7 separate regions of the Homo sapiens genome follow, and regions 1, 2, 3, 4, 6 and 7 are each linked to region 5. The links are chromatin loops, found by intact Hi-C in ENCODE. Cell type or tissue: dorsolateral prefrontal cortex. All regions are shown on one strand. Each heading gives the region's core, and the rest is flanking DNA. Links, peaks and the distances in the headings are about the cores only. Region 1 overlaps AGBL1 (AGBL carboxypeptidase 1). Region 2 overlaps LOC102724465 (a long non-coding RNA gene). Region 3 has its middle 17 kb from the start of MRPL46. Region 4 overlaps NTRK3 (neurotrophic receptor tyrosine kinase 3). Region 5 overlaps NTRK3 (neurotrophic receptor tyrosine kinase 3). Region 6 overlaps NTRK3 (neurotrophic receptor tyrosine kinase 3). Region 7 overlaps NTRK3 (neurotrophic receptor tyrosine kinase 3).

Region 1 (4,305 bases), core at 53-4,052, 1.3 Mb after region 5:
TGAACAACTGAACCTTTCATCTATGCAAAATATAATGAGAACCCAGCTGCTTGGGAGTAATGGACTTTTACTAGAGATTTGAGGGACTAGGGATGGAGTGAAATGAGATCCCACAGAACAGAGAACAACTTAAAATTCAATCCTGGACATCACTTTTTTATGAGTCAGGACTTCTCTGAGGCCCTCTTTGCTCCCCTGCCTTGAGCCATGCTGGGAAGTCCTCATCCTCTCTCTTCTCTCTCTCTCCTTCTCTCCCAGTGCACACCCCTGGCCCCACTCCCCGAATCTTTGGTACCATCTAATGCACAGCAGAGCAGCTTTTCATCCCTCACCCCGACATTTGCATATCCCCAAATTCAAGAAACCGCCTCACTAAAGGAAGTCTCCAACTGCTTTGAATCTCTACGCTTCGCAATGACAAGGCCTGGAACAAGGTTGTAGAGGTGATCCGCATATGTTTACTTGCCCTGTGGCTGCTGCTAGGTCACTGCTGTCTGTCTCCTTGCATGTTGCATGTAACTGTACAGTGGCCGGAACATTCAGTGTGCTCAGTAATAATGAGCTCCCTTTCCCTAACCCTCTTGCACACATCCTCCCCTAAATGACCAGATTTGAAAGTCATTTTGATTGAAATCCTGAGTGTGTGCAAAGAGCCTAGGAGGAAGCTGGGCCCCAAATGCTGAGAGACAAGGTCGATGAGGGCAGTTGGCCCAGGCCCAGGCAGAGGCCAGGGACAGGAGAGGGACTGTGAAAGAACTCTCTCTGAACAACCAACAAAGAGTCAGTGAGGAGTGGGTGGACCAACTGCACAGTGGGGAGGAAACGAGCCTGAGAGAGCAGCCACGCCTCTCCCCCATCTTCTCTATCTTCTCCCAGGGTGGCATCAAACTCCCCCTTCCAACAGCACTTTAAACACCAGTGCAGCACCTAGCAGGCCAAACCATGTGGATGAAAACAAATTAGATTCTTCCCTGCCCCACCCCAGCTGAAGTTTGCTGACTCAATTCATTCCCCCTCCTTTAGGTCTTCCTGTTTATGTTGTCATTTTGTTTTATTATTTATTTTTAGCCCTGATTTCGGAAGCTTTTATTCTGCTGGGCATTGGCAGGATATCAACGGCACTGCTCTGCTCTGTGCTCTGAATAGATCATTGTGCAGGCCTGGCCTCGGTCCCTGCAGAGACAGAACGCTAGTGTGAGCCACCTCACGCTGCCTCTTCACCGGCCTGGCCAGCCCCGGGCCTGCTGGTGTTCTCTGCAGGCCCCGCCAGCACAGCATTCATGTTCATGAATATTAGAAATAGAAGTGAGGTTAGATTTCGTGTGGTCCAGCCCTTCACCCTCCAATGGAGAAACTGAGACCCAGAGGAAAGGGTCAGCCCAAAGCCATATATTGAAGTAACCGAGCCAGAGCCTAAACCTTGGACTCTCAACTTCTGTTATAATGTTCTATTCCATATGCTACGGAATCACTTAAAGAACAAAACCATCATTTCCTAAATTACACAATAGGTGAAGACCAGAGTGCCTGATCCATTTTTATTATTTACATATTTTTTCTGGACTCTGGATGTACTTACATTCACACACACACACACAAACACACACACACAAAGTCCAGGACATCAATAGGAACTCCTTTCATCGTTCTCACAGGTTATTCTCTGTTATTTTTTCTTCTTTAAAAAATTTAAAAAAAAATTGCTGTGAGCTGGTAGCAGCAACCTGGTGCGGCTTGCCTCCTTGGACAGGCTGCAGCAGCAATGAAGCAAGGGACACGCTTCAGTTCCCAGGACAATGGTCTCTTTGACTGGGAATATACCAAACCAGAATTACAAGTGTGCAAGAATAAACAAGGCTGGAGTCAATCTAAAGTTGTTTTACACTCTGTTTTATTAAAGTCAATGCATTTCCGTTCCTATGTGCCCAGCTTAGGCTTGCTTAATTATAGACACCCGGGGTGAATGCTAATGTAGACAGGACAGTCGGTGATTGGAAAACAAGGCCCTTTTCTGACCTCTACAGGCCATTTGGAGGAAACAAGAAATTGCTTCTGGAAAATTACCGACCAGGAGGCACCGCAAACGGGGCTGAGGGAGGTTTCTCCTGGACGCCTCCTTGAAGCTCTGAGTTGGCTGGACTCACGTGTGTCCTGCTTTCCTGCAGCTCTGCTCTCCATGCGTAAGAGGTTACTGAGGCAACGGGTAGGAGGTCATTCTCAGGAGACCGTTCTAACAGAAATTAAGATCTCAACCATTCAACACATATTTATGGAAGTCCCACCACATCTTGGGCACGATGCTAGGCTCTCAGGATGTAGCAGTGAACAAAATTGTCTTTGTTCTCCAAGATATTACAGTCTTGGTGCAGTGGGGCGGTGGGGGGGAGGTGAAGAGGGGACAGCAAAGTCCACAGGCAATGCCATACAACAAAAGCTGTGACTGGGTTTCTCCAAGATGACAGTAGGAACTCAGAATCAGATCATGGGAGACTTCTTGGAGGAGCCTACATTTAAGCACATAATGGATAGATCTAGGCACATGGATGGAAGAAGAGGGAACAGAAGAGTAAGGTGCTTTCTGAGAATTGAAAGTAAGTTTTTATGACTTTAACAGGGGCTGATGTCAAGAGAAGAGACCAGAAAATTACGTAGTGGCTGGATCTGAAAAGGCTCAAGCACTAGGTCCTGTCTGCATTTTATCCTTAAGACCATGGGAGGTCACTGACAAATTATAAACTGCGAAAGTAGAAGCCGGTTTTCCTTCCTAATACTATCAGGCTGCACAGGGATGAAAGGGTTGGAAAGGAAGCACAACCAAAGGTGAGAAGAGTGGTAAGAAAACTTGAAGTCCAGGTGAGAACAGTGTTACCGAGTCTGATTCTTAGCTTTGGACTCCAACCAAAGCTAAGATTCACACTCAACAACATTGCAGATTCATCTATTTAGTGAAGATCTGAGTACCTGCCTCGGCCAGACAGTGAGCTCTGCATCTGGCACACAAATAAATCAAACAACGCCGGTTTACTATCGGCATAATCAAGTTTAGGAATTTGGAGGTAGAGATTTTGTTGGGAGGAGATTTTGACTTTGAACCTGTTGAGTTTGAAAAGGAGCAGGAAGTTATGCAGAAATGGCCAGTAGGAGTTACTTGTATTTGAGTCAAGGATCTACAAGAACAACACACTTTCCTAGAAATGGAGACTTGCTCCATAACCTCTCAGAGGGCCCTTAGGGGTCTTTGAAGAAAGATGTTTTTCCTTGGAGAGCAAGTTTAAGAGTCCGATTGCCTGAGTTAAGGTTGTGATCTGCTACTTACTACCTGTATCATCTTAGGCTAGCCCTTAAATTCTTAATGCCCTCATTTATAAAGTGAGCATAACAACAGAGTTTAGCTCGTTGGGCTGAAGTTTTAGGCTTAAACATGATGACACCTGCGATGGTCTTAGACTATTATAGATACTAAGTGTTGCTAATTACCACGTTAGCTGTAACTGTGTTATGGTTCATATTCACCTCCTCTGGGGAAGTGGAGGGAGCATGAGTTAGGAAGTCAGATTTCCCCGGGAACAGATTCCAGCTCTATCATTTACTAAACGTGTCTCTTTAAGTATGGGTGCACTTCATTTTTAAAATGGCAATCATAATGTCCATTTATCCCACAGAGCTGGTACTGAGAGTGAAATGAGTCACTTATGTGATTGTCTGAGCAGAGCAGAAACACAGGCAGATTTTTCCTCCTCTAATACCTCCCAAAATAACTTCCTCTTCAGAATGAAGTGTGGGTGGGGTCTGGTTGATAGTCTTCTACCCCAGGACATTCATTCATTTAACCCCCATACCCTGGATGTTTGGATGGCAGACCTGTCGGCTTCTCTGCTTCCTGTCCCGTCCCACAGCCAGTAGAGACAATTGAACTCAATGCCATGTCTTGCCCTGCCCTTCAAGACCAGGGCTACACTCAGACACTTTAACTGAATAGCTCCAAATAATTATGCTTAAGTGTTACTTATTTTGCCAGGAGCTGGTCATAATACTTGTCTGATACCAAGAAATCATTTTAACCCCATAAGAGCCTAGAGACTATAAAAGATCATTGAAATCCCCCCATGTAGAATCATCTTTGCTTCAGCCTTTTTATTTACTTTTAGACAGAGTACAGGGTCTCACTCTGCCACCTAGGCAGGAGTGCAGTTGTGCGATCACGACTCACCGTAGCCTCAACCTTCCACTTCCAGGCTCAGGTGATCCTCCTGCCTCAGCCTCCCTAGTAGCTGGGACTACAGGCATGCACCATCACGCCTGGCT
Region 2 (4,305 bases), core at 229-4,228, 570 kb after region 5:
TGCAGTGAGCCATCATCACGCCATTGCACCCCATCCTAGGGGATAGAGTGAGAGTATATCTTCAAAAAATAAAAAGTAAAAAATTAAAAAGGAAATAAACCTGAATGGTTTCTTCCATATCCTTCCCTGTAGACTTCATCCATCTGAGTGGCTAGAGCCCTGCCCCAATTCCTAGCCTTCCTTGTACATTCATAAATTGCTTTTCTTTTTCTGTATTTGCCTATTCTGCTAGAGCAGCTATGACAAATCAGTAGGGCTAGTCTACATGGTTGGGGCTAATAGAAGGAGACTGTGAAATAAAGTGGAGAACCCTCCAATAGGGGCACATGTGAAACTGAGAGTCATGTGGGAAAACAAGTCCCCAGATCTAGGGAGAAGAGCCTGAATATGTCACCAGAATATAAAAATCTAAAGTTGTGACCACATTTAGTGAATCTGAGTCTCCAACTGCAGAGAGTAAGGAGCACATCTGGGGTGGTCTTGGAGTGATCTCCAAGATCTAACAGCACTGTGACTGGCTGTTATAGGCAGGCTGAAGTAGGACTCAGGGCTGGCCCATATGTATTTGAAATCTCAGGGCTGGGACTGGCATTTGCTGTGCTGCAAGGGATTTTTCTTGGGCTGGTGGAGATTTAAAAGGAGATCTCATGCTATAGCTTATTGCCTTTGACTCTGTGATGATTAGTTTTATGTGTCAACTTGGCTAGGCTATAGTAACAGTTATTTCATCTTCACCTAATCTAGGTGTTGCTGTGAAGATATTTTGTTGATGTGGTAAACATCTACACTCAGTTGACTTTATGTAAAGAAGATTATCCTCAATAATGTGCACACCCTCATCCAATCAGTTGAAAGGCCTTAGGAGCAAAATAGTTTTCCCTGATGAATGAATGAGAAATTTTGCCTCATGACGCTGCGTCAGATGCTGCCTGAAATTTTCTAGCCTGCCAGCCTGTCATACAGATTTGGGGCTTACTAGTCCCCACAATTATGTAAGTCAATTCCTTGAAATTATCTCTCCATCCGTCGACCTTTTACTGGCCTCTGATTCGCTGGGGAGCCCTGACTGGTACAGACTCTGAGGGACACAGGGAGCACAGGCAAATTACCATTCCAGTGATGCACTTGAGTGCTTTGGCTGTATTCTCTGGTGTTTTAGCAATAGCATTAGGACTGTTACAAATATTCAGAGAAGACCAAATGCCACCACCAACTTGACCTGTCTTGGTGGCATCAGTTATACCCTTGAAAGAGAAAAGTGAGTTTTCCCATGCCCTAATCTCGATTGCTCAGCAAATCAATGCATGCTCATCTTGGAAAGCTGACTTACTGCCCTAAACACCCAGGATCATCTTAGGTGGCACTGTGGCCTCTCATATTAAACATTTACCCTTAAACTGAAGTTCAAGTGCTGTGGGGACCAGAGCTTCTTTAAGGAATTTCTCCAATAGGCAGTTATCTACACTGCACACCAGGGCTAGGCAATGCTCATTGGAAGGCAGCGATTTAAACTCTATGCACACATGAGTGGTCTCCGAATTAACTGCAATGTCTGTGTTAAAAAGAGAGAAAGAGGCAAAAAGAGATCTACAGCTAGTGTCATTATGGGCAGCTCAATGAAGACATCTGCTGCATGCCTAGTGGCGTTCAGATAAGACCCATGACTGTGTGAAGGGGATGGAGAATGAGATGCGGAAATATTATCATGCCATCCTATAAATCAGTGGTACATCCTCACTTTGAATACAGCAGTCAGGGCCAGCTGTCTTATCTCAACGAGGATATAAATGAAAGGGTGAAAGGCCAGTGAAGGGCAGTGGAGTTGATTAGAGACATTGGAGGTGAGGTGGGGCAGGAGGTGACAGGGTGGATTTTGCTGGCAGAGAAAACACCAATGATTAGAGCTGTATATTACAGAGTCATGTGGAGTGGTGAGAGACCAGGTGGAGGTAAATGAAGTAATAAAGGGCTCCCCAAAGGCCAAGTGGGTGTTCCTATTTATCCTGCCTCATGAAATTAAATGGCAACAGATTGGAAATGGATGAAAGGACGTCTCTCTTAATGCATAAGGTGCCTGGTTTTCAATTGCATGTCTGTGAGGCTGCCTGGCCTATTGAGCATGCTAGGGAGTTGAGGCTGGGAGGGAGGAAGCACTGTTTCTGGTGAGGTGGGTGTGTTTGGCCTGCTTGCTTCTCCTGTCCAAGCCTCTGGTGCGTCTATGACATGGAGGGGTGGGGCCCCATTTTTTCAGGTCCTTCCAACTCTGAAGATTTCTGATTCTTTTCCCTGGAATCGCTTCCTTCCATCCTCTGCTCCCCCTGCTGGGAAAGTAAAGGAAGGCAGGCTGGGAAATGGGATAGCAGAAGCACAGTGGTTTCCTGGGCTTTCATAGCACTGGGTTGCAGAAGCCTGGGATGTTGATGAAAAGGACTGTTTCAAGATGTAAATGAAAGGCTCTCTTAGATAAACGAAAGCATCTTTTTAAGTCCCAGAGTAATCCCAGCTCACACTTTCCAGTTTCTTTGACTTAAGAAAATTACCAAATTTCTTATCTTCCTTGAACCTCAGTTTCTTTCTCATTGAAGAGGGGGTGATATGATTACCTCCTTCATAGATTATGCATTGAAGGCACTTAGTCACACAAGCAATGTTTAGTAAATGAAATCTATCATTGAATCTATTAAAAAGTTGGCATAAACCCGTAAGTGATTTGACAAATCAAACTAGTAATTTGTGGCAGATTCAAGATTCAAATGCATGCCCATCATCATGTGAAGGATGTGTTTTCCCTACTGAATTACATTGCTTTTAGTTGAGGGAAAAAGCTGCTTGGAGTCTAAGGCAGGGTTTGATTAATGCCATATGTGTAAGGCAGATAAGCACCATGAGAGGTCAGGGAGGGGAAATGCTCATAGAGTGGGCTGGGGTGGTCCTTGAGAACTTCCTGGAGAAGGGGTCATTTGAATAGGGACTTAGTGAAATGGAAGACTAAAGTGGAGGTTAAGGGGCATTCACAGCAGAAGAATCTCTTCATGCCATTCAGAGAGGCCAACTTGAGTCCAGGAAACACACCTACCTTATGGAAGTCAAGAGTTCTCATAAGGTGATGGTGATGAGGATGGAAGATGGTAATTCCAAAGGGCTCTGAAAGGCAGGCTCAGTTTGAAATGTCTCCTAAGGAAAGTGAGGAGCCATCAAAGGGTTGTAAACTAGAGTGCAGCACAATCTTCTCAACACGACCAAGATATGTTTGAGAAGATAAATGCAGCAGCTGTGTTCAGGATAGAGAAAAGAGAATCTGGAACTGTCAGATAGCTGGGCGTGGCCGCCGTCTGGGCCATAAATTTGTGTGGCAGGATAAGGGTAGTGACAGGGGGAATCAAGGCAGGCACGGGGGAGTGTGGCCTAGAAGAGAGATCAGGTGGCAGCAATTACCAAGTACTTGTTGTGTGCCAGGCCCTCTTCCAGTCACTCAGTGGATTTGCACTACCACCTGTGAGGTGGGCATGCTGATGCTGTGTGTGGCTTTGGAGCAGACAGACCTGGAATTGCATCCCTGCTTCAATTACAAGGACTTCCTGCAGGAGTGACTGGGCCAGTTGGCACCCCAAATGTCAGTTTTGTCCTCTTTTAAATGGGGTAATATGATCTATCCTGCAAAGTTGTTTTGAGGGTAAAAGATAATGTGTGAAAAACACCTAATAGCGAGAGCTTGTCTTGGAGAAAGCACGTGCAAAATGGACACTCCTGTCGGCATCTTTACTTCTAAAAGACTGCTTGAAAGAATTTTTGGCCTGGATGTGTGTGGGTGGCATGAAACTTAAAGGGTCAAAGATGGCTGTAGAATTCCAAGTGTCAGAGCCTGAGAAAATGCTGTTTCCAGTGACAGAAAGAGGGAAATTGGTTTTGAAGGAAATATGATAGACTTGGTTTGATTTTGAGGTGATGGCTGGGTATTCAAGCAGAAAAGCTTGACAGCCCATTGGAAGCATAAAGCCAGACCTCTGCAAGACACCAAAATTCTAGAGGAAAATTGAGCAATTTATCAAGTGTCTAAATATCTTGCCCACACAATGACAAATATCCAGATTTTTGGAATGCTTTTGACCTGGATTTAAATGTCAACTTTTTATCTCAATACTTGGTTGTGTTTTAGTGCTGACAAAGACCTCTTGTTTTCTTCCAGATTATGAACCCATTAATTTTGCCAAGATCCACATGGCCCAAATCGCCATCTATTTCTTTGCTCTTTGGCAGGAGACTAGAAAAGGGTTAAACAAGTTTATTTCTCTTTTAGCTCTCGGC
Region 3 (4,305 bases), core at 3-4,002, 200 kb before region 5:
CTCTCTCTGTCACACACTCTGTCACACACTCTCTGTCACACACACACACACCTTGGATGAACATCACATCACACAGCTGTGAACATTCACATCACATATACACCTCCTGAACATTCACAGCACACACACACATGTCCCCCAAGAGCTTTAAATATTCTCATCACACATACACATAGTCTTGAATGTTCGCATCACACACAAACACTTGGGTGTTTGTTCCTATCACACACAGGTATAAAGCTTGTTCTCCGTCTGATACATGCATACCCTTGAACGGTCACACTAAAACACACACATGCACACTCTGCCGACACACCTTTGAAGCTGATATAATACACACGCGTATTCTTGAACGTTCACGTCACGTGTAGGCTTGAACATGCACCTCACACACTGGGGCATTTGCCTGTTGCTCTCAGACCCATTCCCTAGTCTTTCCCTGCTGTGTTTTGTAATGCATATGTATGTGTGTGCATGTTGGGGAGGGTGTTAACCACTGCAAATTACATTTCTTTCTTTTTTTTTTTTTTTTGAGACAGAGTCTCACTCTGTCGCCCAGGCTGGAGTGCAGTGGTGGGATCTCGGCTCACTGCAATCTCTGCCTCCCAGGTTCATGCCATTCTCCTGCCTCAGCCTCCCGAGTAGCTGGGATTACAGGCGCCCACTGCCACGCCTGGCTAATTTTTTTGTATTTTTAGTAGAGACGGGGTTTCACCGTGTTCGCCAGGATGGTCTCAATCTCCTGACCTCGTGATCTGCCCGCGTTGGCCTCCCAAAGTGCTGGGATTACAGGCGTGAGCTACCGCGCCCGGCCTGCAAATTACATTTCTTAAACTTTTTTGCCAACTGGATTCCAGCTGGATTTGGCCATAAGAGGTACCAACAAGAGACTGAAAGGAGGAGCAGCCAGGTACTTCTCCTCATTCTTTTTGTGTGTGGCAATCCAGCATCTACTCTGGGCCCAGCTCTGCTGGCAGCTGCCTTCATGATTCAAATTTCTGCAGGTAGTCGAGGCTCCTGGGAGCACCACGTCCTTCCTCTGTCCCCCCAGCCCTGGGAGTGGCAGTGACTTCTAACTTGCTAATCTCTGGGGTGTTCCACCATCCTCTGTTTTCATTTTTCAGTCTTTCCAACACGTTTGTAACTAGTTCCTTATATTAAACTCATTCTTCTGAACTACCTGGCATGGCTGAGTTTTTCCTGATTGGACCCTGACTGATGCTCAGCCAACGCCCACAGCTCACCTTAATAATTGTCTCAACTCTGACCTACAACCTTTCCTCCGACTGTGATCAGATTGCTGTTGGACCAAATCCTGGTACAGAGTTTTCAGTATTTGTTGAATGAATGAGTACAGTGACAACCCCTGTCCCCCCTACCACCAGTCCCCACTGTTCTAGAATTTTTCTGGATAGAGCTTGTTGCATCCCTGAGCCCATGAACTGAGTGGCTCCGGGACGTCTTCATCCCTCTCCAGATGGATTACAAATGACAACAGTGACGACACTGGTCGTCTTGGGCAGAGCCCATTTGGAGAGTGGAGGGTGAACCCTCAGTCGAGTCAGGCCCTTGTGGAAACTTCAAGGGGCATCAGGCATAAGCAGATTTTGCAATAGTAGACCAGATGTGGCTTCAGAAGCAGGGGGACTATCACTACCTGAGATAAACAGGAAAGAATGAGGTCGTCTCTCTCCCCAAAGATTTAGGTGCATGTATTGTATGAGGATTGGTCCTCAAATCTAAATTTCTAGCTTTGAAACTGACTTGGGCAAGCTGCTCTCTGCCTCAGCATTCATGCTTATAGAATTATGAGGTGCTATTACAGATCACTTCTTCCTTTTTGCAGAATGCCTAAGGAACTGTTTGATCTTGAACAAGTTATCCACCCCCATGTGGGCTTCGGGTTTTTCACTGACAACATAAGAAAGTTGCCTCCACAATCCTGGTGGGGACTGCCAGAGGCTGAGATAGATGTTGGCAATCAGGGTCGGTCCCAGGCAATACCTGTGGTGTCCACAGGGAGGCGCCACACACAAACGTATACACGTCCCAGACGCTCCAAGTCGAAAGCTGTGCTGCCGGTCCGGAAGCCCACGTTCCCTCTTCCCTCACACCTCCTGGCATGTGAGCATCACGGAGTGACCATCTGCCTATTACAAATTGAGTGAAGGCATTGAAGGCCACTGCAAACATGCAGCTGTATTGGGAGGCAGAAGTCACCAACCAAGTCATTAACACATTAGGGTGAGTTGATGGGATTAAGCAGAGTCATGAAGAGGGTGTGGGAATTCAAGACAGGTGAAATGTGAAAGGGTAGACAGAGCCAGGAAAAAAGGTAATAACAGCAACATCCTATTGTTTTCCCATGTATTTGATTCAGTTTAACGTACTTTTGCTTTGAGTAGACTGAGAGGCTAGATTCTCTCTGTAGTCTGGCATCCTAATTTTTGTGACCCTCACAAGATGCCGGAGGAAAGCAGGGTTGTATAAACCTCACTAGGAGTAAGGGCAGCGTGGAGCTGTGGAAGTGATGTGCGTGGCCCCGCCTCAGTCTCGTGAGTGGCAGAGCTGGGACTTAAATCTAGTCCTCGTGATCCAGGGACCAGGTTCATGAAGGGCACTTTGGGGTTCTGGAGACAGCCAGTAGGGTGGGGCGCCTGCCTCAGGATGGTCTTGGGTTAGCAGCTCCTGACATGTGACAGGGAGGCAATCCAGGCCTGTGCTCACGCATGGCTACATGCAATGCAAAGCAAGGTGGACTCTTTAAATAACCTGCCTCCACCTTCTTGCTTTACATTTGGGGATAACCAGGCTTAGAGACAAGAAGTCACCTGTCTTAGACCTCACAAAGAGTGGAGGCAAAGGCAGGAGATTCCAGGAGTCCTGAATCCCAGCCTGGGCTTTTGCCCACATGCCATGTGGGGTTTGCCTGGCTGCAGCATTTCAAATCCCTGATGCTTTCTGGGAGCCACTGGGAGCCCAGGGTCTCCTCCCTGTGCTCAAATACCAGGCTTCCGAGGAGCCAGCGCTGCCCTGGAGGCAGCATCTCCTTAGCCTCCTGGCAGAGCTGCTTGGCTTTCAGAAGCCCTGTCCAGTAGAGCAGGGATTACCCAGCATGCTGGGCCTGTGGAGGCGGAAGAACCAGGCTCTTTGCTTTGCACAGCCCTCCCTGGGATTACAAGATAATGCATATGAAGAGACATTTGCTTATCCAAGTTCATGGATTATGTGGAAATCAAATTGTAGTAATCTCCCTGGCCATCTGGTCTTGATGCCTCTAGCCAGGATCTCCCAGAGGCCTGCTCAGGCCCCCGTGCAGGGCTTGGGCAAGGGCCGGATGTGCTTTTGATGCCTGGAGCCAGGCCAGCATTTTCCAACAGGCCTAGAAGGCCAGGAGGGTTTATACCCCCAGTATCCGGGAGCAGACGGCAGGGCAGGGCCAGGCAGCTAGAGCCAGGAGGCAGAAAACCATCCGTTACCAATAATACTGCGTGTGGACGGTCCACCTGTTTTGTTAATGAAAACCACCTTGCGTTTTAAAAGACATCATTAGGCACATTTCTGGGGTGGGGGTGTTGGGAGGGGAATTTTTCTCAAGATTAGATGCACACGTCTCCCATTCTCTTGAAGAAGTGAGGCCTGAGCAATGGGCCTTCCCTGGTTCTGAGAAAAGGGAAATCAGGTTTTCTGTAGCTGGTGATTTGGGTTCTGTATTCATGACCCACTGAAGCTTTTGAAAAGGGAAGAAGAAAGAAAGGCAGTGCTGTGTAGGGTGAAGCACGTGGATTCGGGCTCCAGGCTGTCAGGTTTGGATTCAGCTCTTCCACTTAGTAGCTGTGTGACTTTGGGCAAGTCAGTTGATCTTTCTGTACCTCAATTCCTCATCAGTAAAATGAGAATACTAATAGGATGTACCTTGTGGGGTTGCTGTAAAGGTTAAATGAGTGTTTATATTTAAAGCCCTTAGAGGATTGCCTGTCACCAGGGTTCCTGAGTGCAGAGACTGTCCTGAGTGTGAGTGGGGTTGCAGCTGATATTGAGTCTTTACTAGCTGTGTACAGGTAAACAGGCTTTTGGAAGTGTGGGGGTGGGAATGATGTGTTGTTTTGTGGCACTTACTTGTCCATCTCCATGTTGCAAATATTCCCACCATGGCTGATTTTTGAGCCATCATTATGGTGTCACTAAATGCAGAATTGGGAAGAGGTGTGCACAATTGACTCTCGAGAGTTGGGGTGAGCTGATTCCAACAGAGCTCTGGCCCAGCACCCACTGGTGTGATGAGGCCGTATAATCAATATTAAA
Region 4 (4,305 bases), core at 12-4,011, 370 kb after region 5:
AGGCTCATGAAAGGGGGAGGGACAGGTCAGAAGCCCATGTCCACTATCAAGTGAAAAATGAATGCAGCTCAGTCATCCTGATGAGATTCAGGACTAGAGAAGAAAAGTGAGGTAAAAGAGAAGAGAGTATGGGGAGTCAATGGTCAATGTGGGCCTGGCCCAAGAAGTGGAGTATGAAGGGCAGCAGAGGACTCCACCAGCCACTGCTGCTCACTGCACTGTGCACCAGACAGACAAATATACCAGTGCTGTATACAGCCTAGCCTTTAGCTTGTGCTTGTGAGAGCCTCGGCTCTGCATAGAAACTAATCCGGGAAGTTGTTGCTTTTTGCCGAGTCTGAGCCACAGGACCAAGGCTGAGCTTTGGGTGTAACTTCCTTGTTCTTCTCACTCTTTCAGGTCATTGAGTGCATTACCCAAGGTCGTGTTTTGGAGCGGCCCCGAGTCTGCCCCAAAGAGGTGTACGATGTCATGCTGGGGTGCTGGCAGAGGGAACCACAGCAGCGGTTGAACATCAAGGAGATCTACAAAATCCTCCATGCTTTGGGGAAGGCCACCCCAATCTACCTGGACATTCTTGGCTAGTGGTGGCTGGTGGTCATGAATTCATACTCTGTTGCCTCCTCTCTCCCTGCCTCACATCTCCCTTCCACCTCACAACTCCTTCCATCCTTGACTGAAGCGAACATCTTCATATAAACTCAAGTGCCTGCTACACATACAACACTGAAAAAAGGAAAAAAAAAGAAAGAAAAAAAAACCCTGTAAGGCAGTTTGGCAAATATATATATATATATATATATTTATATATCTAACTATCTATCAATCTATATCTACAGAGAGTTACCTTCTCTAGTACACAGAGAAGCTGCTGATACAGAAAACCACAAGACTTTAACAACTCAGAAACTCTAAAATATTAATAATACAAAGGAAAATTCCCTTTGACTTAAGCTGTGGCCCATGCTTCTAATGCTACGGCTCTTTGGAGCAGAAGACCTGGACCATGCAGAGAGACAATCTTTGGGATGAGAGCTCTGGGACGGGAGGAGTTAAGGTGGTGCTCAGTCGCTGCTGTGTGTGTCTGTTACCCCGGAAGCTCACCACAGGCACATGTGGGGACTGCATGGCTGTGCTCAGCAAAGAAATGATGCCTGAGCAGGGTCCTTGCCTCCACTTCTTCCCCATTTCCTCCACTTCAGGACAATGTTCTAATTTGTCCATTCTAAAAAGTGTAATCTTGATGCTTTTGGGAATCAATGATGGCACCTACGGGTAAACACAGAACAGACAACCCCACAACACAAAACCATGACAAGAGCTGACAGCATCCATCCTGGGTGTAAGCTTCTTGCTGGAGTTGCAAAGGATGTGTCTTTCTATTCTCAGAACTTAAAGAACTGGACTTTCTGGAGTAAAAGAACCACAGAAGAAAAAATAGCTGAAACCTGAACCCTGCCAAGACACTGCCACCTGTCTTTTCCATCATTGCAAAGATTCCTTGGCCTCACCTCCCACTTTCAGGCCCCTGGGAAGCTTAGGGGGTTAGGAAACAGGTCCCCATGTTATCTTTGAATGTAGACACAGCACGCTTTAGGGTTGCAATAGCAAGAGACTTGGTTGCTTGTAGGTCATTATAACGAATGCCCCCTGGTCCTCTCAGTTTCTCATCCTGCTTCCCTAGATCCTAGACCCCACTTCCTGGGTCTCTACTGAGTCCCAGGTAAACCCCACTGCCAAGGAAGGGAGCCAGGTCTAGTGAGAGGCTGCAGCAGTGAGTGTTTCAGGAAAGCAAGCAGTGGAGTGGGTGAGAGCCAGCAGGGGAGAATCTACTTGGCACCTGTGCCAGGCCCCTTGGCATTCTCCTCACGTTTCCAGCCCCTGGGAGGATTGATGCATCTGCCTTTGAGCTGTTGTGAAAACGCAGGGGCTGAGAAATCACTTTTGTGGGCTGGGGTAGGGGGAAGGGCTGAGGCTTCTCTGGGAGATGTCCAATGAGCGGCCAGTGCTGCAGGCTTGGAATCTTAATGAGGCCTGAGCCCTGACCGGAGAGAGGGAAGGAAACATCTGTGCTGGGGCCTGCTCCCTCTGCCCCAGCACTGGGGAATCACTGCCTTCCTGGCTGCTGCCACATACCACAGTGGGGCCGACCTCTGGGCCTCCCTGTCACATGAAACATGGAAGCCAACAGCCTGGCCCCACAGATCTCCTCTGCTGGAGAGGAGAGGATGTGTTCCTCCCAGGCCACGGGGCCCCTCTGCCTTGCCCCAAGCACAGAGCTACCTAAGGGACTGACCTTTGCCACACTGGAGCTCACCTCCCGGGGGCCTCTGGCCTACCCTTTTCCCTGCCAGCTGAAGAGACTGCCGGCAGCCTGGACGTCCTGGTTAGCTGAAGGCAGCTGAAATGTGGGCCTCCCTATGTGGGGTTTAGTACTGAATTATGTGTTTGTGGTTTTGCTTCTTTTTGTAGACCCACAAATATTTTTATTTGAATAGTAAAGAGCTGTGCTCAGATTGTAGCCATGGTTGGGATTTGGGATCAACGAGGCTGGTTAGCTGGACTGGGAGGGGAGGCAGGTGAGATGGGAATTTGGTGTTGGTTTTCTCACTGTGCTGTGCTCCTAGCCCCTGAGGACTTTGCAGGAAAGCTGTTTGGATTGACCACCTCAAGGAACTCCTTTGCTGTCCTATGACAATTACTCCTCTTGTCTTTCCACCTAGAGGACCGTTATGCCGGGGCTGTGAGTTCTGGCTGAAGCTGCACAATCTGGCTTTGATCTGGGTAGCTAAGAACAGGTGTTCAGGGAGGGCATGGTCTGGAGGCGCCTGAGGGAAAAGTATCTTCTGGTTAGAAGTGAAGCACCAATGCTCCTGTTGCTTCCCTTCTCCCATATCCTCTCCTGAACAAACACTGTGTGGCTTCTGTCTTCTTGGCTGTGTGTTTCAAAACTGATAGTCACTGATGGGCTGGGAAGAAGCAGGAGAAGAACTGGGTTGGAGATGGGTGGAAAACTGGGAATAAGGACCATGCTATGGTTTTATCTTCAGGGCACTGATTCATCATGGCCTAATGAAAGAAGGTGATTCCTTGGGGGAACAAGAAGCACTGAAGGAGACCGCAGTTGTCAGATTGCTGCCACCTTAGGCCCACGGGCTTTCACGCTGATCTTGGGGTCATGTTCTTACTGTGTCCATTGTAAGCAGCTGGCTGTGGAAGAGTGCCAGAGAGAGAGGGGCAGAGCAGGGAAGGGTAGCGAGGGAAGATATATTACTTTGATATATTAGCCTTGGCAGATTAAAAAAAAAAGATTTATTTTGGAGAGTAAAGGAGGCAGAAAATAGGGCCATGGAAATTGCAGGGTACACTATGGCTCTGGGGAGTGTGGCATGTACTGGGACACACCTGTCCCTCCTATATTGGGACAGGACTGATAAGGCTTAGTACACTGTATCTTAATTTCCCCATCTGCAGAATAAGGGGTACACCTGCTAATCTCTGGCCCCTTCTAGCTCTGAGTTCTTAGATTCTGACAACGTTGTGTCACTGTGCCATTTTTCTCAATACCATTCTGGAATGGCAGGACAGCCTTGCATAGGTGGGGGGCAGTTGCCGCTGAAGGCTCACTGGGCCTGGGCAAGGCTGAGTTCCAATAAGACACTCCTCTCCTTCTTTGCCCCTTGTCTCAACATTTCGGAGTCTGAAGTGTCTGAGACGACTGTAAGCCAGGAGGGGAGCATTTGGTCGGCTTCCCATCCTGGCATTCCTACATACCAGAAAAGCACTGTCGACGGTCCATTTATTTATTTATTTATGAAGAGCCTAATGTGATGAAATGTGTTGTGAAATGACATCCTATTAGCCAATATGGCCACTCCAGTTCATTTCACCCTCATTTTCCCATACCAAAGTCCACCTTTTAGAAGACCATGTCACATCGCCTCTGAGAGCTTAGCTTTGAAGTGAGCTCTTTTGTGTCTTTTGATGAACGCTCCAGGGCACCCAGGCTGGTCTCTCTGCCATGCCAACCTCACCGGATCCTCTCCTGGACTGAGTGAGAGTGACCTGCTGTTGGGTGTCCACCTTGGAGTAGGGTGTTGTGGCCATGGGACCTCCCAATTCTTCTTTCTTTGGATGTGAACCTAACTCTGCCCTCTAATGATATCCCTGAACTCTGAGGGGACCTTGGGCATCACTGAACCTCCTCTAGTCAAGAGACAAGAAAAAGGAGGTGCTGCTTCCTCCATTCAGCAGATCATGCACAAATTACTCCTAGACAGAGGCTTCCCACTTGAGGCAAAGGAT
Region 5 (4,305 bases), core at 271-4,270:
TAAGTGCAGGGCTTACCAGAATTCAAAGCTGGAAAGGACCACTGCAGTCATCTTCTCCCTCATGTCACCCATGAGGGTCCAAGGGCCCAGAGTGGGCAGGGACTCAGCCGGGGTCCCTGGGTCGCTCGAAGACTTCTCTTCCCGGGCACACTCCCAGGTGCTGGGGCCGCCTTCTACTCAGTGCTGGCTCTTGTTCTGGGCACTTTGTCAAAGCCAGAGCCTCCCCCATGACTGTGTCTCCCTCTGAGGCAATGTTTCCAAATTCAGGGTCCCCAGAGGCAGCAACTATGTGAGACTGGCAGCCCCAGAGCTCTTTGCAGCTTGCAGCCCACACCAATTAGAAATCAACTCGATGAGGCCTTCTGCTGAGCTCTGTTCACATACAGGGCTGGGGAACCTGGGGCTCAGCAGACTTGGGAGCCTGTCCTTTTCCCCTGGCCTCACCTCTGCCCCCAGTCCTCCTGCCTGGCTTGTCCCATCATAAGTGTCCCAGAGTCTGGGTGGTGGGAGATTCAGGATTCCTTCCCCAGACACGCATCATCAAGCATGGAGGACTCTGGCAGCTGCTCTTTTCCTAAGCCCAGTTTTCCCAGCAGCTCCTCCAGGCATGGCCTCTCCCTAGCTTTGAACAAATCCCTTTCCTCCTCTGGGTCTCAATTTCCTTATCTATAAGAAATGGATAATAATAACAACTACATTATGTAAGCACCCTGTTGAAGTTCAGTGCCCTGGGTCATGTCTGGCTAAGAGAAATCTGTCTATACATAACTAGTGACAGCTAGCATCTACTGAGTACATGATAACAATCGTTAGCGTTTCTGAAACACTTACTATGTTCTAGACACTGTGCCAAGCACTCTAAGGCTAATACCTCATTGCAGCCTCACATCAACCCCAATAAGATAAGTACTATTATTAGCCTCATTTTCCAGATGGGGAAACTGAGTGCAGAGAAGGAACTTAACTCACTTAATTTCATGCAGCCAGTAAATGGGAAAGCAGTCTGGCATTTAAATATTAAGCTATACTGCCTATGCTCTTTTGCAATACTCTTATGCATACTAGCATACACATATATATGCACACATGCACACACACACACACACACACAAATATATTACTATTAAGTTAAAAATAAATAAAAGAGTTGATGTAAAAGTCTAGGAGAATCATTTAGTTTACAACATTTCAGTTACTTGGGTGGGAGTTACCCTGGCTGGGATATAAGGGGAAGGCACATAGGATAATTATGGGTGTAGTATTGGCCAAACAGTGTGGCCAACACTGTCCCAGGCAGGCCTCTTAGTAGTGGGGGAGGCTTTTGGTCTCTCCTTCTGACCTGTTCCCAACAGGGAGTTTCTCCTGAAGTTGTGTCTCAGCCACACCCTCTTCCCAGGCCTCCTCATCCACCCCATGATGTCCTGGCCTCTGAGGTCAGGTCAGCCCGCAGCAGAACAGGTGCCAGCTGAGGCTGGCTGAGATTCAGAAAGCTGGTGGCTGGGTCCCAGCCAGCTCCTCTCTGGGCTGAGCCGTGGTCAGCAGGACTATGCCCCTGGTGCTCATGGCCAGCGAGAGCCTGGATGGGAGAGCAGAGGGCTGAGTGGCTTCTCCCAGGTAGAGCTTTGGGGTGCCAGGAGCATTTCTGGGTGCAGAGCAAAAGGGGGGTGTCTAAAGCGCTGGGCAGCTGGAGCTGGAAGCTGATGTTTAGAGCTTCTTTCTGCGTCCTTCCCTGGTCCTCTCCACAATAAGCAGCCTTTATCCCCCCGCGACCTTACCCCGCCTCTCTACCTTCATTGCTCATGGAAGCTCCATCTCTCTCTCCATAGGGATGAGCTCTTAGTGTGGGAGACAGATACAACTTTCTTCTGTGAAACAGCCGAAACTGTGGGGCAGGGTTTGGTGCATTTTCCACGTTTGCTGCTTCTTGGCTGTGTGAGCTTGCTTCATGATCGCTCAGCCACTGGCCTCGCACTTCTGAGAGCTGAGGTCATGGAACTCTCCAGCCCGGCACCCCCGTAGGGTCACTGTCATGTTCAGACCTATGCAATGATGTATTCGCTAGGCTCTGTAAATAATTGGGCACCACGTTGGTTATTTCCTTTTCTAGACTACTGGGAAGATTTCTGAGTTAGAGAGAAGATCAAGACTTTGAACCATAAATTACTAGATCTGGAAAGGGCCTCAGAAAATGTTGGGGCCAAACACTGTTTTACAGAGAAAGAACTTAGGAATCAAGAGAGGTGAATTGATTTGGCCCAATCGCCCAGTGAGTTCCTGGCACAAGGCAGCCCAGAACGAAGGGCCCTGCCTCGCTAGCTGGTGTGGGTCTCCATCCGCCTGTTGGTGTCTGCTCTGGGACTGAGGGGTTCGGGCTTTTACAGGCAGGCGGGGAAAGGAGCTCTTAGAGTGCTGCAGAGAAGAGGAGAACACGAAGGGAGCAATAGTAGCTTCGAAGTCCTAAACCCGGCTACCTGCCGCGGGAAACAGGGCTGCGTGCGTGTATCTGGGGGAGTCTTGGCACAGGCACAAGTGCGTCTCTTCTGTGTTCTGTGCACATCGTGTCTGAGGTCTCTGTAAACAGACCTTAAAAGATTTTGGCTTCCCTCTGCGGCTACACTCCTGGTGGCCACCAGAGGGCAGTGTGGCGCACGAGACGGTCCTGGGCTGATGGCTTCCCAGGGCGGGAGCCGGGCGTGTGGCGCTAGCCTGGTGAGAAGTGCACTGTCAGCCCTGGCTTTCAGAGCATTTCCTGAGCCAGGGCTGAGCAGAGAGGTCAGCTCTCCTCTATGAGGGGCATCTCTCCGCCGAGATGACCCTGCTTCCATTGTATCTCTGCAGTCCAGGGATGTGAGACTCCAGGACCCGGACTTTCTGACTCATGAGCCTTTGGCTTCCTGGGAAGGAGGTGGCTGGGCGAGTGCATTGGATGGAGGAAAGCCACCTGGTGTGCTCTCCTTCCAGCCTTCTCTCAGCAGCAGCAGGAGAGATCAGCACATTTGCACAGAGGGTAATGGGGTGAATGCATGGAAGGTAGCCCAGGAAGACCCACAGGCTTAATAGAGAAGTTGACAGATAGTTTCACTGTGGGGCTAGTATCATGGAGGAAGCGAGCTTTATACAGGCTCTCAGGCTGTCTGATGCCCTGGCTGAAGTGTGGGGGAATCTCTCCCCTCTCCCTGCCCCCACCAACCCAAGCTTGGAAATTACCGGACGACAAGTAGTGCTCAGAAAATAGCAGGTCCTGGCATTGACTAGAGATGAGAGCTTGGCGCCTTCTCTTAACCTCTGCAGATCCCGTGTCTGCTTTAGGAGATAACCATACACAGAGGTGGCTACGAAAGTGCCTTGCAAACCAGGGCCATGGGCCCTGCCTGGACTGGCTGGTTTTGACAGTGCTTCTGAGAGTATCGTTGGCTCGTCTGTCTGTTCCAGGCAGTCTTGTATTTGAGCAGGTGCTGTCTTGTTCCATGCACAAATGAGTGTCCTCCTACTAACAAGGTTATCAGCTTTAGAGACAGGGTCTGCTGCTTTTGGGGTGGGTGTGGAGCTCTCTGGTCTGGGGCCTGTGACTCTTTCTTGAGGGTCTGCTCCCAGCTTCCTGACCTGGGGCTGCAGGCAGTGTTCTCTCTGTTGTGGTCCATCTTTCCCCACTTCCTTATTTCTGATAGCTTTTCAAATCTGGTCCACTGAAGAGAAGGAAAGAAGCTGACATTATCCCTTCTACTGGGCCAGAGATCATTTACATATACAACCCTAATTATTTATGGCAACGACTAAATGAAGCTTTAGATCATGACTCTGCCTCTTACATCCTGAGACCCTGGGCTGGCTACTTGACCTTGTTGATCCTCAGTTTTCTCATATGAAAATAATAAACATAAGGCAGGACTATTATAAGATTTCAATGAGCACGTGTGTGTGTGTGTGTGTAAAACTATTTTCTCTGTCTTCCTATTACTACACCCCAGAACCTCATCCCCACAAGCATAGATACTTTTTATAGCCCTCATCTGTTCTTCTTGCTTCCAGTCTCTCCGCCTCTAGCTCATTTTCCACACCCTAACAGATTAATCTTCTAATCCAGGGTATTTGGTTAGACCAATTCCTGCATCCCGAACTTTTCATGGTCCCTTTGTCTGAGAGGTGGCATGGTGTAGTGGGAAGAGTAGAGGCTTCTTTGGTCAAAAAACTCAGTTTAAATCCTGGCTCTGCCCTGGTATAGGCTTAGGCACATTACTTAACTTTTCTGAGCCTCAGTTTCCTCATCTGAAAAATCTGGTTAGCTATACCCATCTAATAGAGAGG
Region 6 (4,305 bases), core at 214-4,213, 110 kb after region 5:
AGCGTCTTGGATTTGCGGGTCTTCCAAGAACTCAAGCAGGTGGTGTTAGAGTCATTACTGGGCAAGGCAAGAAGTGCCACCATCAGCCCCATGGACAGAGCTTCCTTTGGGTAGTAAGTGTTTGCCTGTCTTTTCACCCACTTTGTCTGGCTCCCAGACCTTCCTGAGATCAGCGTGAGCCACGTCAACCTGACCGTACGAGAGGGTGACAACGCTGTTATCACTTGCAATGGCTCTGGATCACCCCTTCCTGATGTGGACTGGATAGTCACTGGGCTGCAGTCCATCAACACTCACCAGGTAGGCATCCTGGGCTTCAGCCCCATCAGGAGGCTAGGGAGTGATCACACTGTAGTCTTGAAGAAGAGGGAAAATTTGCGGTCTTGTTACTATAGGAAAAAACACATAGACTTGGGTTACATGCAGCTGCAATATTTTCTAGCCATTTCGCTCTATACATGCTACTCAACTTTTCTGTAACTTAGGTTTTGCTTCTGTAAAATGGCCATAGTACTGAACTACCGTTCACCTCATAGGGTTAATAGGAGGATGGCCTGAACTATTGCCTATGAGGAGCCTGGCATTTGGCCAGTGTGCTTTCACACAAAGATCTCCTTCGCCTTCCGCTCAGCTTTCCTTTTGATTCCTAAAGGTATTTGGGGATTAGGTAGCAGAGCCATCCTTGTAGAAGCTATCTGATTGTTATCTTTTTATTGGGGTTTTCAGACCAATCTGAACTGGACCAATGTTCATGCCATCAACTTGACGCTGGTGAATGTGACGAGTGAGGACAATGGCTTCACCCTGACGTGCATTGCAGAGAACGTGGTGGGCATGAGCAATGCCAGTGTTGCCCTCACTGTCTACTGTAAGTGCATGTTATTGTGGGGGATGGCTGTGTGTGAGGGGCAACTGGCATAGGAGGCTGGAGAGGGGCCAAGGTGTTGTCAGGGGTGAGCTAGAGCAGTGAGCTGATCTACCAGTAGGGACAGAAGGACTCTTGTAGGGCAGGACTGAGAAGTAAGTCCTTGGACTAAAAACCCCAGAAAGAGCACCTTTGTCCCTCAGAAGATGGTGTGGCTCCAAGTCAACTACATCTTCAGGACACTTCTAAGTTGGCCTATTCTGCCTTTTATGAAACCCCTAAGAGGTCCCAAGAGGGAGCCCTCCAGCTAAGGTGGATCTAGGAAGCTTGCATAAAGACAGACATCTCTTCCCCTCTGCTGGGATTGTGGTGGGACTTCTGCTTCCCTCAGCCTTTTCAGAGTGGGTGGGGAAGAACCGGGATTCCCATTTTAGTTGCTGGAAGGCTACTGCAGGAGGTGGTAGACTCTGTGTCCTGGATTTCAGCAGGCTTCTCCCTTGACAGATCCCCCACGTGTGGTGAGCCTGGAGGAGCCTGAGCTGCGCCTGGAGCACTGCATCGAGTTTGTGGTGCGTGGCAACCCCCCACCAACGCTGCACTGGCTGCACAATGGGCAGCCTCTGCGGGAGTCCAAGATCATCCATGTGGAATACTACCAAGAGGGAGAGATTTCCGAGGGCTGCCTGCTCTTCAACAAGCCCACCCACTACAACAATGGCAACTATACCCTCATTGCCAAAAACCCACTGGGCACAGCCAACCAGACCATCAATGGCCACTTCCTCAAGGAGCCCTTTCCAGGTGAGGGCAGCGTAGCTGGATCGGAGGTGTATGGATTCTTTCTACAAGCTTGGGAGATGGGGCATGGTAGCTTGAGAGGAGAAGCAGCATCAGTACTCATACTGTTATCATGGGCAACAAAACACACACTGGAACATGTGCAACCACCAGCCGCATCTGGTATAAACAAGGATAGAGTCTCCATTTTCCAATAGCAGTCATGGTAACCAAGACTTCTTAGAAATAACAGTTGTGCATGTTAGGGCACACTGTATGATAGTAGAGAAAGCAGAGACAGTAATGGTAGAGAATTCTGACCCAGCCCTTTACTTGTGGGGAGACTCTGGGCCTGATAGTTTGCTTTTCTAAGCATCAATTTCCTTTTCTATGAAATAGTCATGATTACACTGCTCCTGTGACTTTTAAATGAGTCAAGGTATATAAAGCACGTCACAGGGTTTGACACCTGATGATGGTTCCGGGATTTCCCATTGCAAAGGACTTGAGAGTGTGTCCAGTTTAACCCTCCATTTAACGGATGAATGACCTGATCCTCATTCTACTTGCTGATCTGTGACAAGGTTTGACTTGGATCTAGGCCCCCAGGTCTGTGGCTTCATTCCTCTCTTGTTCCATGGTGAGCTACTGTGGGTCATACCTGATGCCCTCAGCTTATGATAGTGCTAATGTCAAGTGGACCAGGAAAAATTATTGAAATTACTGAAGAACTTTGCTTGATTTGATTTTGGGAGTTGATTCTGTCTTTCTCTGTCTGGGCTAAGATGCTTTAAATATCTCCCTGAAGTTGGAGGAGAAAAAAACACCAAAAGAGTTTAGTGAAAGTGATTGTAGCATCTTTTTGTGGGTTCCGCAATTGATAAGTTTTGCCCATAAAGCCATGTGTCTTTGCTGAGCTTGGTGCTTCATTTTGGGAAGTGACTAGGAGACCTTTGGTCTTCAATCCCTAGGAATCAGGAGTTCTAATGGGATACAGTGTAAAAACTGATAAGACACATACACACATGCACATGCATGCTCACACACGTGCACAAAGGGAAAAGGCAGAAAGAGCTAGCAGTATGTAGCATCTGTTTTTATGAAGTCAACTTCACAGTCTACAAATTACCAGGGTGTGGCAGCTCCAGGAAGCTTTATTTATGTCAGTGCAAGGGAACTCGTACTGGAGGCCCTGAGAGTAAAGTCGGAGAAATGTGGCTGCATTAAGCTAAATTCTTGCCGTTGAGGTCCCAGGGATGATGGAGCCGTCTTTTCGGAGGCAGTTGAGAATGTGCAGATGTTTGAGGCCCTGGAAATCCCATGTAGTCTGAAACTTCCATCATCCCCAGAATGCTCAGTAAAAGCCCCCATGACACTTCCCCTCCTGGGTCACACTGTGCTCTCTTTCAGCAGGTAGATGAGTCCTGGCCTGCACAGTGGAAGAAGAGGCTTTTAGAGCAGAGATATTTTGCTCTTATGGTCTACAAGGGCAGGCTAGGTCTTGTTGACATAAAAGACTGAAACGTTGCCCTGCCTGTGGCCTGATTAGAGAATAAATTCTGTTTTTAAAGAGGAAAGTCTATACATTGTTGAGGGAAAGTCTTGATTGGTGAGGAAATGAAGCACCCTGAAGCAATGTTTCTGTTTCCAAAGAGAAGCTTCTGGGGCCTAGGGAGGGGGGAACCCTAGAATGCTCAGGAGGGAGGAGAAGACACTCTGGCTCCTTCTGCCAGGGGTATCCTGAGAGGTGTGGGGTAGCAGCAGCAGTTGGATGATGTGGTGGATACAGCTTCTCCGTTCTCTCCTTTGTCTCAGGAGGAAGCAATACTTTGCGTCTTCTCAGCCCTCAGAGCTATCTCAGAGATACCTCCTCTGCCCCCACGAGATGCAGCAGCCCCTTCTGTTAGTCTCTGGATACCCTTGTCACCATAGTCAGTTATCAGTGCTCCTCAGGCCAGTGGTTCTCAAAAGTGACCTTTGGTCCATGGACCAGCCCCATCCACCTCACCTGAGAATGTGTTAAAACTTAAGTTCTCAAGCGCCACTCACATCTACGGAATCAGAGATTCCAGGGTGGGGTCTAGCAGCTATGTTTTAACAAGCCCCCAGGTGACTCCAGTACTCCCTCCTTTGCAATCTACTACCCTGGAATTGAGTGGGAATCTGGCCCCAGGAGGATGGAGGGAGGATAGAGTCACAGAGAAACTCAAAGAGAAAGCACCTCACCTGAGGTCATTTCCTCAGACCCATCTCCATCCTGCTAGGGTCACCCTGTGGGAAGATTTGCTTGTTTTGTGAGTCTAGGTTAAAGGGATCAATGGGTGATGAAAAGGCAGTGACAGGGAAACGATGCCAAGTGACAAGATGCTTAAACGCTCAAGAGAGTCAATTATCTGGGGGTGCAGGAAGAGATGAGTCATAGCCCTCTAAACCGAACTCACCCCAGCTAAGCCTAGATGCAAAGCTGGTCTGTGATTCTTGCTCTTCTCTTTTGATGTGAAAGTGTGGAGACATCGTGATTATCATGTGTGTTTCTCTTTTGCTTCCAGGCAGCTAAGCATGGAGGCTAAGAGCAGGCAGTCTGAAATCAGACAGACTTAGGTGCAGGTCCCATCTGTGGCCCCTCCCAGATAGCCCTCCCATCTGGTGGCCTGGGCTCCTAG
Region 7 (4,305 bases), core at 109-4,108, 210 kb after region 5:
CTCAGCAGCTTCAAGAAAATAGAAGAAAGCTGCCCAGACAGTTGAGATATTTTTCCCCCTATTACTTTTCCCTCCTTCACTATCTTAACAAATTCTTCACTGTGGTTATTAAGGTGAGAACAATCTCAGTGAGAACAAATGCTTCCTCCCCTAGAGGGGCTACAGGTCTTTGAGTTTTCCCCTGAGGCAAGTGATGTGAGAACTGGCCAGAGTTTCATGGAGTAACATGTTGGTGTCTCTCTCAGTGGTTCTCAACCTGGCACAGCTCCGTCACCACAGGGGATGTTTGGAAATGTGTGTGTGTGTTTTGTGGGGAGACTGGACTTTTTTTTTACATTTTAAAATTTTTGTCTTTTAGACTTTATTTTTAGAGTGATTTTAGGTTCACAGCAAAATCAAGTAAAAGGTACAGAGATTTCCCATCTACCCCATGCCCCTACCCATGCACAGCCTCCCTCATGATCAGCATCCTCCGCAGAGTGGTGCATTTGTTATGGCTGATGAAGCTGAGACTGGCTTTTCATGCCCAGGTCTAGGGCTGCTACATGCCTAGAACAGCCCTGTCCAAGGAAGACTTGTCTTGACCCAGTGCCAGCCGTAGCCCTATAAGGAGCCCTGCTGGACTCAGACACAAGCAGGCAGGGGCCAGTTGCAGAGGCTTCCTCTTACATCCTTTGAAGTGATGGGCCTATGTGCTTTTTATTGGGTTTTCTTTTAAGGAATGTAGTTTATGGAAGAGCAAAGGTGAGTAAGAGGGCCTTGGGAATGGGGCAAGAGTCTGATGGTGCGATGCTCTTTTCCGCTGTGGATATAGCTTAATAGGAACATTCAGCAGTGACATACATCAGAAGACATGATGAATTATCTGTAATCTATCTGGGTGAGTCTAATGAGGTGACTCACTCCCATCCCAATTCTCAAGGGTCAAGAGGAACATCTTTAAAAAGGGTCTTGGGGAGCTGCAATTGAAGGCAGCTGCTTATGAGGAAGATAATGTACCAGAATTGATCAAGTATCCCTTTGCATAAATTCTTTCCCCCACAGTCTGCACTTTCAGGGAGGCAGTGCTGGTGGAGGGTTATGAGCACAGGCTCCGGAGCCAGACTGTGAGTTTAAATTCCAGCATCACCACTTCTTTGCTAGGCATCTGTCCTTGGGCAGGTCACTGCTCTGTGCTGTAATGCCCCCGTCTTTAAAATGGGGAAAATAATGGTACCAATGTCACAGAGGCATTATAAGATTAACTCCTTTACAGAGCCTGATGTGTAGGAAGTATTCAATAATAAAAATTATTACAATCATCAGCATTTCTCCAACTAACTCCTCAACTCACTATAATTTGACTTTTCCTTAACATTCCATGGAAACTTCTCTCATTAAGGTCGCCTACACATTTTCCAACACGTTGGCTCATTTTCAAGCTTAATCCTGTTTGTCCTCAGTGTATTTGTCTCTTGAACTTCTAGACACTCTCCTTCTTTGAATGCTTTCTTTCTTTCTTTCTTTTGAGAGGGAGTCTTGCTCTGTTGCCAGGCTAGAGTGCAGTGGGTGCCATCTCAGCTCACTGCAATCTCCGACTACCAGGTTCAAGTGATTCTCCTGCCTCAGCCTCTCTAGTAGCTGGGATCACAGGCATGCACCAACACACCCAGCTAATTTTTGTATTTTTAGTATTGACTGGGTTTCACCTTGTTGGCCAGGCTGGTCTCGAATGCCTGACCTCACATGATCTGCTCACCTCGGCCTCCCAAAGTGCTGGGATTACAAGCATAAACCACTGCGCCTGGCCTCCTCCTTTGAATTCTAAGACAGTATCCTTTTCTGGTTTCCTTTCACATCTCTGGCAGTTCTCTTTTTCCTTGCTCCCCTTCTAATGCCCACATTTTAAGTATTGGGGTCCCCAGGGCTCTGATGTCTGGCTTTATTCTTTTATCTCTCTCAGGTCTTCCTGGGTGATCTTATTCCTTCCTGTGGCTTGGGAGTCTGTGGCAGAACACTTCCATCTATGCACCTTAACACAGCTTTTTCAAATCCTCAAATAAGGTAGAGAAGGTGGAGACTGTTTTAGATCCCAGGCTCTTGGAACATTTCATTGACTACTTGCTATCTATGGACTTTATGTGAGCAGATTCAAAGAAACAGCCTTTCACAAAAGGTTTAAGTCTCGATGTGGTATCTTCTCAAACTTCTCCCTCTTCCGTGTCCTTCCTCCATGTCACTTTAACCATCCACATCCTATAATGCTGAGAACAGAAAGGGGCGGGGTTGGAGGTGAACTTCTGTTGCGTGTGGTCTTTGTGTCTTCCTGCATTCCGTGGTCTACAATTCTAATAAAGCAAGTAGTCTGTAGTTGCAGGAAGGCTTGTGAGCTTTGGAGTAAACAAGACAGCCTGGGCATGGATCCTGTCTTCATCATTGTATTCTGTAATCTCTCGCTCCAGACACCTCCTTCCCGCAGCCCTGCGGCTTGAGACTGCCTCTCTATGATACTAAATCCCCAGCTTCCTCTTTTCCTTGCTTGCCCCCTTGTTTTGCTGACATCCCTCTTCCTGATGCATGCTAAGACGGGGACAAGCAAGGCAAATTTTTACACATTTGCAAATACTTTTATTTTGTTCTTAGAGTGGATTGATTTTTTTTTTTTTTAGGTGTAGATTTCCAGGTTAAAAAGTTCCCCATCCAAATGTTGAAGGAATTGCTCTGTAGAATAACAATAGTGGTATTGTTATAGAGAATGATTCCATTGTCTTTCTGATTGCTGTTCCTTTATAAATGTATCCCTCTTGCCTGGAAGCTCTTAGCATCTTCTCTTTATCTCTAGGGCTCTGGCATTTTGTAATTGTGTGCCTTGATATACGTGTGTGTGTGTATGTGCGTGTATGTGCACATACATTCATAGTTGTGCACTTGTGTTAATTGTGCTGGAAACTGGGTAAGTAATTTGGGTGAAATTTCCAAAAGTTTTTCAGTTTTCCATTCATCTCTTCTGTTCATATTCATTTTCCCTGTCTCTCTCTCTCTGGGATTTCTTTTAATTAGATGGTGGATCTCTTTATCAAACCTTTGATTTTCTTATCTTTCCTTTTTTATTTACCACCTCTTTCCTCTTTGTTTAATTTTCTGGAAGATTTCTTGGCTTTATCTTCCACTCTCCTTTAACTTTAAAATTTTGACGATCGTAATTTCCAAGGACTCTTCACTACCCTTGAATTGTTCACGTTTTAAATATTGCCTTGCTTGTATAGATGCAGTGTTTTCACTGACATCTCTGAGGATATTAGTAGTTTTTTTTGTTTAGAAAGTCTTCTTCTGCTTCCTGCATTGCCTCTGTTTCCTGCAGGTCGCTGATTGTCTACTTGTCTTGTGCTCTCCCATGCCGGAGCTTTGCTGAAGTGCCTGGTGATCTTGACTGCTTCTTCATATTTAGGAATTGAGCCCTAGAAAGCTAGTGCGATTCTGCCTTGTGTGCGTGGGTAGGGCTTGCCAACTGGCAGGTTTCACTGTGGCATGATCACAGAATGAGCTTGACTTTCCACTGGTAGATCTCCAAATGTCCATACCGAGAGGTATTTTTTGAGAGAATTCATCCAGAGATGTATTCTCTAATCTCCTGCAGGGTGCTGGTATGAGATGAGATTGGTGTGATGGGGAGGCAGGGTTGCAGGAAGAAGGGGCTGAGCTTCATGCTTCATCCCAGCCCTCTCCTGAGCCTTCTGAGTTCAATGTCTCTGGGTAAACCACTAGAGTCCTGTGGGAAGGGAGCAAGGTGATAGTGGGGGCGGGGCACCTTGTTCCCGCCTGGAGCCTCACTCCACCTCAGCCTTCCTGGCTCTCTTGTCCTTTCACATAGTGATCCTTTCCAGCAGAACTGGCTGCCTGCAAATATTCCCCCTGCAGTCCTGTTGGTCATCTCTTCTTCAACTCTTTCCTCTTTCCTCCTCTTGCCTCTTTCTTCTTTTGACTTTTTAAATTCCAAAATATTATTGAACTATCTTATTTTCTCTTATCACCACTTTTCCTCTTTCTCTTTGTGCACAGATATTTTTTGAATTTCCTTTTTTGTATTTTAGTAGAGGGAATGGTTAGTGTATGTTTGAGGAGGGAAAGAGGATAAAAACCAGTGCTTAGTTTTCCCTGTTTAACTGGAATTTGCTATAAAGTTTTTCAAAAAGTTTACAAGGTGTTTTCAGGAACTGGCTTCTTTTTTGCAAGGCAAGTGATTATTGTGAGTATTTGGGCAACCACTTACAGCTACTTTTCCATACGGTCTCCAAACACAGTCAGATATTTGTCATGGATTGGAAT

What was found. Hi-C counts contacts between places; a loop is a spot of excess contacts. Peaks named below come from ENCODE experiments on the same cell type or tissue, not always from the same donor. Only the 100,000 strongest peaks of a DNase experiment are listed, where the experiment ranks them.
Region 1: a loop joins it to region 5, with 4 times the contacts of the local background. A loop is called at or near these places in 50 of 110 quality-filtered maps.
Region 2: a loop joins it to region 5, with 3 times the contacts of the local background. A loop is called at or near these places in 33 of 110 quality-filtered maps.
Region 3: a loop joins it to region 5, with 6 times the contacts of the local background. A loop is called at or near these places in 30 of 110 quality-filtered maps.
Region 4: it touches region 5 in a loop (2.2-fold over the local background); 4 of 110 quality-filtered maps call a loop at or near these places.
Region 6: it touches region 5 in a loop (2.1-fold over the local background); 3 of 110 quality-filtered maps call a loop at or near these places.
Region 7: a loop joins it to region 5, with 2.1 times the contacts of the local background. A loop is called at or near these places in 2 of 110 quality-filtered maps.

Annotation. Positions count from the first base shown.
Region 1 is chr15:86,913,721-86,918,025 of GRCh38, reverse strand. It overlaps AGBL1 (AGBL carboxypeptidase 1), which reads right to left. Exons shown (of 23, transcript NM_001386094.1): 23 at 1,870-4,305. Among named protein-coding and RNA genes, the nearest start is that of AGBL1-AS1, 600 kb to the right of the region's middle. In dorsolateral prefrontal cortex, for the core only: a CTCF peak has its summit at 2,008 (motif pointing left); DNase peaks (open chromatin) are centred at 755, 1,175, 1,755 and 2,045; H3K4me3 peaks cover 1,928 bases; H3K27ac peaks cover 2,509 bases.
Region 2 is chr15:87,670,503-87,674,807 of GRCh38, reverse strand. The region is part of intron 1 of LOC102724465 (a long non-coding RNA gene); the gene reads left to right. Among named protein-coding and RNA genes, the nearest start is that of LINC00052, 96 kb to the right of the region's middle. In dorsolateral prefrontal cortex, for the core only: a CTCF peak has its summit at 2,326 (motif pointing left); a DNase peak (open chromatin) is centred at 2,314.
Region 3 is chr15:88,448,091-88,452,395 of GRCh38, reverse strand. No RefSeq gene overlaps it. Among named protein-coding and RNA genes, the nearest start is that of MRPL46, 17 kb to the left of the region's middle. RefSeq lists an enhancer at 2,129-2,198. In dorsolateral prefrontal cortex, for the core only: a CTCF peak has its summit at 2,015 (motif pointing right); a DNase peak (open chromatin) is centred at 2,015; H3K4me3 peaks cover 307 bases.
Region 4 is chr15:87,873,215-87,877,519 of GRCh38, reverse strand. NTRK3 (neurotrophic receptor tyrosine kinase 3) reads left to right here. Exons shown (of 20, transcript NM_001012338.3): 20 at 400-4,305. The coding sequence ends at 585. Among named protein-coding and RNA genes, the nearest start is that of MIR11181, 71 kb to the left of the region's middle. RefSeq lists an enhancer at 2,179-2,679. In dorsolateral prefrontal cortex, for the core only: no CTCF peak of the experiment used is centred there; a DNase peak (open chromatin) is centred at 1,969.
Region 5 is chr15:88,245,323-88,249,627 of GRCh38, reverse strand. All of the region lies in intron 3 of NTRK3 (neurotrophic receptor tyrosine kinase 3), which reads left to right. Among named protein-coding and RNA genes, the nearest start is that of NTRK3-AS1, 5.3 kb to the left of the region's middle. In dorsolateral prefrontal cortex, for the core only: CTCF peaks have their summits at 2,416 and 2,633 (motif pointing right); DNase peaks (open chromatin) are centred at 1,479 and 2,657; H3K4me3 peaks cover 1,064 bases; H3K27ac peaks cover 2,296 bases.
Region 6 is chr15:88,132,462-88,136,766 of GRCh38, reverse strand. NTRK3 (neurotrophic receptor tyrosine kinase 3) reads left to right here. Exons shown (of 20, transcript NM_001012338.3): 8 at 158-300; 9 at 727-868; 10 at 1,370-1,666. Among named protein-coding and RNA genes, the nearest start is that of NTRK3-AS1, 120 kb to the left of the region's middle. In dorsolateral prefrontal cortex, for the core only: no CTCF peak of the experiment used is centred there; no DNase peak of the experiment used is centred there.
Region 7 is chr15:88,034,764-88,039,068 of GRCh38, reverse strand. All of the region lies in intron 13 of NTRK3 (neurotrophic receptor tyrosine kinase 3), which reads left to right. Among named protein-coding and RNA genes, the nearest start is that of MIR11181, 91 kb to the right of the region's middle. RefSeq lists enhancers at 1,516-2,325, 2,326-3,137. In dorsolateral prefrontal cortex, for the core only: a CTCF peak has its summit at 2,513; a DNase peak (open chromatin) is centred at 3,448; H3K4me3 peaks cover 510 bases; H3K27ac peaks cover 664 bases.